Linked DNA regions of Mus musculus: region 1 is linked to region 2. The links are chromatin loops, found by intact Hi-C in ENCODE. Cell type or tissue: left cerebral cortex. All regions are shown on one strand. Each heading gives the region's core, and the rest is flanking DNA. Links, peaks and the distances in the headings are about the cores only.

The links. Hi-C counts contacts between places; a loop is a spot of excess contacts. Peaks named below come from ENCODE experiments on the same cell type or tissue, not always from the same donor. Only the 100,000 strongest peaks of a DNase experiment are listed, where the experiment ranks them.
Region 1: a loop joins it to region 2, with 9 times the contacts of the local background. A loop is called at or near these places in 5 of 42 quality-filtered maps.

What each region holds. Positions count from the first base shown.
Region 1 is chr17:80,081,193-80,086,568 of GRCm38, reverse strand. Gm41626 (a long non-coding RNA gene) reads left to right here. Exons shown (of 3, transcript XR_876986.1): 2 at 1,154-1,282. Among named protein-coding and RNA genes, the nearest start is that of Gm41626, 13 kb to the left of the region's middle. In left cerebral cortex, for the core only: no CTCF peak of the experiment used is centred there; DNase peaks (open chromatin) are centred at 1,999 and 3,009; H3K27ac peaks cover 2,349 bases.
Region 2 is chr17:80,163,940-80,169,315 of GRCm38, reverse strand. The region is part of intron 4 of Galm (galactose mutarotase); the gene reads right to left. Among named protein-coding and RNA genes, the nearest start is that of Gm51284, 28 kb to the left of the region's middle. In left cerebral cortex, for the core only: a CTCF peak has its summit at 3,386; DNase peaks (open chromatin) are centred at 702, 1,193, 2,818 and 3,344; H3K4me3 peaks cover 774 bases; H3K27ac peaks cover 3,908 bases.

The DNA of each region.
Region 1 (5,376 bases), core at 114-5,113, 83 kb after region 2:
TGGATAGCCAGTTCCTGTGTAGCCCTGGCTGGGCCGGAAGTCACTGTAGACCAGCCTGGCCTGGAACTCAGAGCTCTCTGCCTGTTTGCCTCCTGTGTGTTGAGATAAAAGGCATACGCTGTCATTCCAAGAGATTCTAGTTCTTAGTGTCTAGAGTGAAATCTTCTCCTTTTGTCCCTTGTAACATTCTTGAGTTTTTTATCTCCTTGTGCTCTGAAATTCCCCCTTTTGCATGGAGGTGGAGCTTGAGTTGGCTCAAATGGTTCCTGTTGCTTGCACTATAAGAATATCTGGTTCTAACAATCACAGTTTTCTCTCTCTCTTTTCCCCTCTCCCTCCTCCAGATAGGGCATCAGAGTATCATCACTGTATAGCCCTGGCTGGCCTGGAACTCTCTGTGTAGCCCAGATTGGCCTCAAACTCACAGTCTGTCTCTACCTTCTTGAATGCCAGGATTAAAGGTGTATGTACACTACCATATCTGGCTGTAACCTTTTTCTTAGGCAAGGAAACAAACACACAAACCAATACTGTTATATAATGGCATGTATTGTTCTTGCAGAGGACCTGAGTTTGGTTCTTGGTTCCCAGCACCCAGACTGGAGAGCTCACAACCACCTTTAACTCCAGGTCCAAGGAGATCTGATGTCTCTAGCTAGGTACCCATGCACTCCCAAACACATACTATTGCCTTCCTTGAAACAACTTCTACTGTAGCTTGTAGGTTAGGGACAATTAATGATGAATACTTGTTTAAAAAAAAACAAGCAGTGAATGGAGCCAATTAGAAGGGCTGCTGGCTCCCCAGCTTCTCCCTAGCTCGGCCAGGGACTTTCTTGTATGAGAAGGAGGTTCTTTTGGGGGCAAGTTGATGGAGTGTTTGTTCACTTCTGGTTGTCCCAGACTCTCAGCTCTACCCAGAGGACAGAGAAATAGGTCTTTGAGAAGTCCCTGCTTTCCTCTGCTATCTACTTGCTAGGATTGGTGTGGTGGTTTGAATGAGATTGGTTCACATGTTTGAGTTGGTTGCTGCTTAAGTTGGTGGAACAGTTTGGTAAGGATTGGGAGGTGTGGCTTTGTTGGAGGAGGTGTGTTTCTAGGAAGTTTCAAGAGGCTTGTGTCATTCCAAGCTTGCTCTCTGTTTCCTGCCTAGGGTTTGAGATGTGTGCTCTCAGCTCCTGTTCCTTCTGCCTGCAGCCTGCTACCTCTGCTCTGCTATTGTGGATGCTAGCTCTCTAGAACTGGAAACCCAAAATAAACTCAGAGCAACAGCAATAGAAAAGTAAGTGATACAGCCTTGGGGGCGTGGCACACACCTTTAGTCCCAGCACTAAGGAGGCAGAGGCAGGCAGATCTCTGAGTCTGAGGCCAGCCTGGTCTGCAGAGGGAGTTCCAGAATACACAAGGCGACACGGAGAAACTCAGTCTTGGAAAACAAAGCAAAGCAAAATAAAATAAAACAAAATGTAACTGATACAGTTGCTATAATAATTACATGAAGTAGCTACATGTAAAGTCTTTATCTTATCCTGTTGCATGTTCAGAGATTCAGGGGGGCTCGTGGAGGCCATAGTCAGAGTAATAGGCAGGACTCAGGGAAGTTCTGCTGACACCAGCTTGAGGGTAATTTGGAAAGGGCAGTCAGGCACTTACACTGGGACATAGCATTGCAGACAGAAAACCCATGACTGAAAGTGAAGGGACAAAGCTATCGCCTCTATCAGTGGTGGCACAGTGTCCCCAGAGAGTCTGGAGGAGGGAACATTTTTACTTACTGTGCAACATTCTCAGAAAATACCAGCCAAGAATCTTGAATACCACCTGGATCCAAAGCTCCTTTATGCTACTGTCCCAGAGCCGTGCAGTTTTAATCCCTGGGCCAACATCTTGACTATGTCCCTGAGCACCTGTCCTCACGACTGTAAGAGCAGCTTTTCTTGGCATGGATCCCCAGACAAATGGCAGGCCGTGTAGCACGTTTCCAGCTCTAAGGTGGCACTGTGGGGACATATATAGCTAGCATTCAATCTGGCTTCCTCTTTCCCTCTGTCGCTTCCAAGAGGATGTGACTCCTGAAAAAACGCAGGAGTCATCTGGCACCGTGAGGGGGACTGTCGCTCTGCCGCTGCTGTAATTAGAACACTGAACCAAACCCTGCAGCTGCTTTTCCCATGTTCTAACTGTGTGGCAAAATAAAGTGCTAGGTATAAACCACTGTAGCCGAGAGTTTTGTTTCTTGTAGTTAAGGCATAATCGTAACTGATATGATATGGTTGGTATCATAGGGTAGCTATTCTGATCAGTTTCCTGAGTGGTTGTTAGGTATCTAGATAGGAAATTAGGTAGCTTTGGAGGTCATTGGGAATGGACTGCTCTCTCATGGACCCTATTTGCTGTTTACCTGATCCACACTAGAAAGGTAGACATCAGCTTTTCCTTTCCTTAAAGTTTAAATGCCTTATGAAAAGTTGGAGGTATCAGGGCTTTGTTAAAGTGCATTATGGGAGAACTTTTTTCTTCCTTCCTTTATTTATTTATTTAAAATCTAGTCTAGGTGTGGTAGTGCCCAACTTAGATCCAGCACTGGGGAGGCAAAGGCAGGAGGCTCTCTGTTTGAGTTTGAGGCCAACGTGGTCTACATAGTATTGCTCCAGGACAGCCAAGGCTACATAGAAACACTGTCTCAAACAAAACAAAACAAAACAAAACAACAACAACAACAACAAAAAACAAAACCTTTGGCCCTGGGTTGACACAGGACATTCTCACAGGACATTCTGATCTATCCCAAAGATGACAGCATCATATTCTATGGATCTTTATGTGTCTCTCAGTCACCTGTCCAGGAGACCACCCTCCGGAGCCTGCTTTCCCTGAAGGCAAGCAAAGGAGGTGGGGGGACTAAAGAGAGAGGCACTTATGTGTCCCAGAAGCCCCTCCGACACAACTGCTTGCAGATTTTAAATGTTAAGCCTGTTGGCTTTTCTGAGTTCTAACTCAAAGAGTCACGATTCCTTTTTCTTCTTTATTTCTTTTTCTCAAGCATGCTTTCCCTGACATTCTATATTTTCTTGTCGTTTCTCTAAGGACATGAACTTCCCCTGCACGAATTTCTCAAGCTGCTTGCCCAATTTCAAAAGCACGAGACTCTTCTGCTTCTTCTTCCACAGCTTGCGTGTTCCGTTTGGTTTTGCAATGTTTTTTGTTTTTTTTTTTCTCTAAAACTATAATAAAATGGGGTATGAAGACAGAAGGGGGGAGAGGGAGACAGACAGACAGAGAGAGAGTGAGTGAGAGAGGGAGAGAGAGAGAGAGAGGGAGAGAGAGAGAGAGAGAGAGAGAGAGAGAGAGAGAGAGAGAGAGAGAGTTCAGCTGCTAAAAGCACTTCCCATTATTACATAGGGCCTAGATTTGGTTCCCAGCACCTATATCTGGGCTCACAGCTCTGGCTGGCCTGATGCTGAATGTGTAGCCTGGTTTTAAATTGACAGAGACCCACCTACCTCTGTGTCCCAAGTGCTGGGATTAAAGGCACACACCACCACACCAGGCAATTACATTATAACTAGAGTTGGTTCATTATAGAAGCAAGAACGTTTTGACTTCAGATCTAAATACTCTTCTCCAAGAATCTGATTTTCATCAACTCTCATGATTGACTCATATAACAGGCTGTTGTTGTAGGACTGTGGCTGCAAAGTCTCTTCTGTAAGAGGATTGGGGAGCCTCTAATGTCAGAACCTGGGGGCTTTGTTTCTGTTTCCTTGACAATTTCTTGTTGAGAGATAAAACATTTCTAAAAGGACATTTGGGCTGGGCAGTAGTGGCACATGTCTTTAGTCCCAGTTCTTGGGAGGCAGAAGCAGGCAGACCTACCTGAGTTTGAGACCAGCCTAGTCTACAGAGTGAGTTCCTAGACAGCCAGAGCTATACACAGTGATACTCTGTCTCAACAAACAAACAAACAAATAAGCAAACAATTTGTTGGCTAGACGATGTGAGGCTAGCCTTTAATCCCAGCACTTGGGAGACAAAAGCAGATGGATCTCCATGAGGTCAAGACCAGCCTGGTCTATGTAGTATGTGTTCCAGGCCAGTCAGACTTTCCTGGAGATCCATTGTCTCAAAGAAAATCAACAAAAAAGGATCTGGAGAGATGACTCTGTGGCTGAGAACACCTACACGTATGTGTCTGTGAAGACATCAGTGTAAGGAGGAAGGGGGAGGCAGTTGGATTGATTGGGTCACTTACCCACTCTTGTAAAGACTATCTTATGGTCCTGGGAAGGGTTCAGTTTCAAATGGGATATATAACTTGGGTTCCTTGAGGGAAAGACGACTTCAAAAGTAAGGGGAAGGAGACCAGATTGGGTTTTAAAAAGGTAGGGTTAGTTATTTATTATAAATTCACTTACCAAGGGTGGGATAGAATCTTACCCTAATACTGGCTAGCGTGGTCTCTAACAGATTGTGTTGTCCAACATGACACTAACTTTCAGAATGAACATATAAATTTATTCTATTTTGTCTTATGTACATTTTAATTGGGAGTGATGATCATAGTTCCTGAAGGACTGGTGCCATTATAGCCTTGCTCTGGATGCTTCATAAATATGAAAATATAATAGCTAGCCAGGCAGAGGTGGTGCACACCTTTAGTCCAAGCACTTGAGAAGCATAGGGAGGTGGATCTCTCTGAGTTTGAGGTCAGCCTGGTCTACATAACAAGCTCCAGGACAGTCAGAGGGCTACATGGCAAAACCTTATCTCAAACAACAACAACAACAGTAAAATTAGCTGTATGGTTAAGGATGTAGCTCAGTGGTAGAACACTGGCCTAGCAAGCACAAGACCCCAGGTTCAATTCCCAGCATTGACAAAGAAAAAAAATAATAATCCTGGGAGCTTGAAGATGGCAGTGGCTAATGGTGGAGAGATAATTTGAAGATAGGGGCTTTGTTCCTGTTAGCTTCTGGCCTGTTCTGAGCTAGCTTTCATATAAATACCCTTTACTATCAGAATCTTCTAATCCAATTTGTGGAAATATTTTGTCCACTAGAAAATAACTTAATAATTTCTGCTTATGTAAGTTATAAAATAGGGACTTTACACACACACACACACACACACACACACACACACACATTTTTTTTCTTCATTTTGGTTCTTCTGAGACAGGGGCTCTCTGTGTAGTCCTAGCTGTCCAAGAACTCACTCTGTAGACCAGGCTGGTCTCAAACTCAGAAATCTACCTGCCTTTGCCCATGAGTGCTGGGAGTAAAGGCGTGTACCACCACCACCTGAACCTCAATTTATATTTTTCTTACAATGACATTGTATTCATAGTCTTTTCTGAAAAGAATTTCAAAGTACACA
Region 2 (5,376 bases), core at 279-5,278:
AGCTGGGTGTCGACTTGCGGAATACTCTGTGATATTGGGTTATTTTTTTCTTCTTTCTTTTAAAACTTTTAATTTTGAGACAGCGTCTCATATCGCCCAGGCTGCCCTTGAGCTTGTACAGCTGAGAAGGCTGACCTTTTCTAAGCCTGCCTCTACCACCTGTGCTGAGGTCATGGGTGTGGCCACCACGATTGGTTTTATGCAGTACCGAGGATGGCCCAGAGACCTCATTCATGCTCTGTGGCATTCAACCAACTGAGCTTCATCCCCACCCATTTGTGTCTTAATAGAACTTTCAGCTAGCCTGATTTAAGGAAACCGCTGGCTGAAAGCCATTAGCTGAAGACTGACTTGAGGAACACACGTTTAGTGATGGAGCCCACGAATGGCGTGCTAGAGGGAGGAGGGAGAACACAGGGAGCTACTGTCCACTGGAGACCATAGAGGAGCTGGGGAGAGCAACAGAAGGGGAGAAATGGTGCCAAAATGAGAAAGCAACATACGCTCCTGCAGGCTAGCTGGAGCTTTGTTGATAGCTGCTTGGAAGGAGACTCAAGGACCACCAGCAGCAGCAGAACATGCCTCACCTACGGGCTTGTGAGAATCACGGACCCAGTAGCTCAATCAGAGAATGCGGAGGCAGAATCTGTATTTAACGACCTCCCCAGTGATTGGTATGCACAGACCTGAGCACTGAGGCGCTGCTACACAACGGGAAAAAAAAAGATAGAGGGAAGAAAAGCTGGCAACAGGAAGCACTCCCGAGCAGAATTCTGGTCTCCATGGGGACGGCCCAGCTGTGCTTACAGCCCAGCTGCTCCAATTACGTCTGTCTCTTTAGCTAGTCAGGTTGGGAATAGCCAGAAAGATTTGCATGAGGAGGCCTGCAGTAATGGGGCTCCTGGGCACAGGTATTCGTCTGATATCTAATTAAGCCATCTTGGTTAAGTCATCTCCTGAATGGCAGTTATTATTTTAGGAAGCGACATAAAGAGGATGATAATGAAAGGTGACACCCTGGGTGGGAATTCTTACTTCATTCCAGCAGCCAACAAGGAAAAGCACCTTGGGACTTTCCTGTAGAGGTAGCATTTTGGAAACATTTCACAGACCCCTCGGTCTCAGCACTCCTCTGCACTTTTCCTCTGCTGTCTGGTTGTGTTGATGATGTCATTCCGATACCATGTGGGTGGGTCCCGCTCTCCCCAATCTCTTTCTCACTCCACTGAGGGCTTTCTGATTTTTTTGACTCTGACTCAAAGGAAGGAGGGTGTCGCTTCCAGATATGACGTGACATCCACAGCAGGAAGAGCTGAGCTGAGCCGCAGGTCACTTTCAGATGAGAGGGCAATTCTTCATGGTTAACCCACATAAGGCATTTCCTGACAGTGTTTTTCCATCTTAGATGGCCATCAGCACTGAACACAGGGATTTGCCATTAGTTAAGAAGTTCACTCTGCCGTGGCTCTCTGCCCAGCTGTGGCCTTCATGCCTTCTGGCTGTACCGCAGGTGTGAGGTTCCAGATAGGTCTGATCTTCTCCAGAGACCGCCAGGTCCCTGGTGTCACCGTATTTTCTTACTATGTATCCTACCATCCTTCACATCCTTTGATACTTATGAAAGACCCATTGTCTACAGCCTAAGCTACTGGCTTAGTGACCTTTCTTGACCTGTCTAACACTCTGACCTCCTGCCCTTGGATCTGACAGAAACCCTAACTGTGGGCCAATCCACGTTCTTTGTCCAGACTTCTGAAAGAACCAGGAGAAAATTCACAGACTGAGGCTATTCACATTCATCATTTGGATTCCCCAAGTTCTCCCACAACCATTTCAGTTCTCAAGTCAGTTTCCCTCTCCCTTAAAACCTTTCTACCTTGAGTGGTACCCAACCTCTCCGTGACACCCTCTCCCCTCTTCCCTGCCTCTTCCCTTTCTCATAAGCTGTTGAGGATAGACAGACCCCACCCCCAGCCCCCAGGCCTCAAGGATTCTGTGTTCAAGTTACCTTAGCTGATAACAGCTCACAGGCCCACACTCTCTGACACAAACTGGCTTCTGCCCTGATCACGCTATCAGGTGGGGTTAGCTGGGACAGATTCTCCTCTGCTCTCTGCCTGGCCATCTTCCCACCACCGTCCAGCCCATCTTGGTTTTTTGAGACAGGGTCTCTCACTGATCTGCAGTTTGCAGATTTGTCTAGGCTGGCTGACCAGAGAGCTCCAGGGAGCCCACTGTCTCTACCTCCTAAGTGTGGGGTCTATAGGCATGTTCTACTAACACCCAGTTTGTATGTGGGTTCTGGGGCTGGAACTCAGGTCAATAAGCATTCAATTGAACTAACTCTCCAGCCCCAGCCACCTGATTTTACCTCCTAAATATAAAATCCCCTTCTTCTAGCTGACCCCTGCCTTAGGTCCCCCTTAATTCTCACTTGGATATTAAGTAGCTTTCAACTGGTCTCTGTCTCCAGTCAAGCCCCACTCTTACAATATTGTGAGACGGTATTTCTAAGCTGACAATGGTGTGAAGTCGGTCTCCTGGATTCAAACACTCCAAAGACCTCCATGAGGTCTAATGTGCAAGCAGAACCCTGTTCTCTGGTGCTGACCCTGGAAGAGCATGAGCCAGCAAGTGAACAGCTTAAAATTTCCACTCTACGGGGCTGGAAAGACAGCTCAGCCGTTAAGAGCGTTGACTGCTCTTCCAGAGGATCCTGGTTTAATTCCCAATACCCACATGGCGGTAATTCTAGTGCATCTGTCTGTAATATCTAGTTCCAAGAGCTCTGACACCTCCACACAGACAAACATGCAGGCAAAACATCAGTGCAATAAAATAAAAATAAATTATATATTTAAAAAACTTGTCACTCGAGTCCTTGCCTTGTCTGACTTAAAAAGTCCATCCTACTTCAGTGTTCCACGCTTTGGCTTCTTCACTCTCTTTATTTGTAGATTCTGAGACACTAAAAAACTTCTCAAAAATAGCCTCCCCCCGTGCTCAGTTAACACTGGAAGTATTAACGTCTACCACACCTCGAGCCCCCATTAGATTCTTCTACTCCCTGGGAGCTCCTCCAGGGCTCCGTTCTCTAAGAACGGCCCAGTCTTAGGTAGTATGGAAGGCAGTGGGCACCATATGAACCTGAGGTTGCTCTGTAAACTAAGCCCAGCCTCTGCTGCAATGATTCATCCTCTTTGGAATAAAGGACTCTGAGGAGCTCTGCCCACCCTTGTCAGACCTGTAGGAGGGGAAGGCACGAGTGTTAAATCAGAACTCTGTGGGTAGTGATCAGAGCTCTAGCAAATAGCTTCCATCATGACAAATTCACATGACGTGAGCCTGCAGTTCTCACAGGAAGCACACGGAGCCTGGCCGAGTGCTTTCCTCTGCGCTATCTTCCTGCCAAGTTTCCAGCAGGCTGGCTTATGTTCGCCAGTCTTGAAGCAGTGGGTGATGTGTTTCTGGCAGGGAACACAGGGAGCTTTGGGAGGTATTTTGGAGGCTCACAAAGCTGTTCTTGGATCATTCTGTGGAAAGGTCCTCAGAAATGTGTCCCCTTGGGAAGCACCACTGCCATCAGGAAAGGTCCCTGGGTCCTCTGTGACCTTTTCGCGTACTGTTTAGACCTGGCCTAGAACAAGCAGCTTTACTGCCACTGCTTGCTTTGTTTGTTTGGTTGTTTGGCTGGTTGTGCGTGTGTATGTGTGCGATATACATTGAGTATATGAGTGTAGACACATGCATGCCACAGTGAGCATGTGGAATTCAGAGGAAAAATGTCAAGAGTCAGGTCTCTCCTTCCACCATGTAGACTCCAGGGCTCGAACTCAGGCTATCTGGCTTGGTGACAAATGCCTACACCCATCTTGCTAGGCTTTTTCCTATCATCTATCTATCTATCTATCTATCTATCTATCTATCTATCTATCTATCTATCATTATCTATCATCTCCCTATCTAGATACAGGCTATTGCTATTATGCATCCGGAGCTGCCCTGAATTTGCTATGTATCAAACTTTCAGTAATCCTCCTGCCTCAGTTTCCAGAGTGCTGGGGTTACAGATGTGTACCACCATGCCTGGCTTTAATTTCATTTGTGCTTTATTTTTATGTGTCTGCATGCATGTCTGCGGGTCAGATACGTGCTCTGCCTGCATGTATGTCTGACCATCATATCTGTGCAGTGCCTGCAGAGGACAGAAAGGGGCAACAGATTCCCTGAAACTAGAATTACAGACAGTCGTGAGCTACTACTCGGGTGCTGGGAATGGAACCTGGGTCCTCTGGAAGAGCAGCCAGTGCTCTTACCCATCAAGCCATCTCCTCAGCCTTGCCTGTCCTTCTGTGGCTGTAGCCTCTCTTGATTGAGGACACAGCCTGTGCTACACAGTGTTGCATGGTCCCAGTGTAGGCAGAACTTAACCAGATGGTTTCACATTGCTCCTCTAGGTCTGACATAGTACCTGGCACACAGTAGGTAACTGTTATTATCACCTGGAGATGGAAACTGGACAAAGAAGTAATGGGAGCTGGAGGGCCTGTCTCCAGATTTGCAGGGCTGACACGTGGTTTCTACCTGCAGAGTGGACCATGTGCTTGCCAGCCCTATCCTATGTCTGAGTGCCCAAGCCTGAATCCTGACGTGAGCTGATGGACCAGTGAAGGCCACGCATTTCATCAAGCAGAAACAGCAGCCACTCTATTTGGAGCCATTCACTGCTATTGTTTCTCTGGTGGAATTTGGGGGACACTGATTTTCTTGGTGTGCCACTGCCCTCCTTTAGCTCACCTGCTAGCTGGAATCTAGAAGTACAGCCATGATGAACTGGGCAAGGTGAAATTCCTGCACAGGAAAACATGATTGCCCTTCCCAGAAGGCTGTCTTCTACCCAGGAAGGCAGCCATAGACTGCCATTACCGTAAGGTGGGGGTTTGGTGGGGGTGGGTGGGGAAGATAAGAAGTCTCAGTGCAGACCCAGAGGGCATGACCGGTTCACACAGGATCTGCCACGGGCTCTCAGGAGCTTCTGGATCCCTAACATTCTGTCATAAGATTTCCAGACACAAGGTCACGAGTCCAGAACATTTTGGCTAACATCCCACGTGGTCTTTCAGAGTTTTGGAAATGGGCCAGGATGTTAGAGTTCAGCTCTTCAGATTTTCCAGACCTGGTTGTCAAGGACCAGAGTTCTCTTGGCTGACTCGAAGGCATGGCTGCATTAACAGACCATTTAAGACAGCGGCAAGGAGCCGCCATAGTGGCACACACTTTTAATCCTAGCACTCAGGAGGAAGAGGCAGGAGGATCTCTGTGAGTTTGAGGCCAGCTTGGTCTACATGTGAGACCCCCCTCTCCCCCCTCATCTTG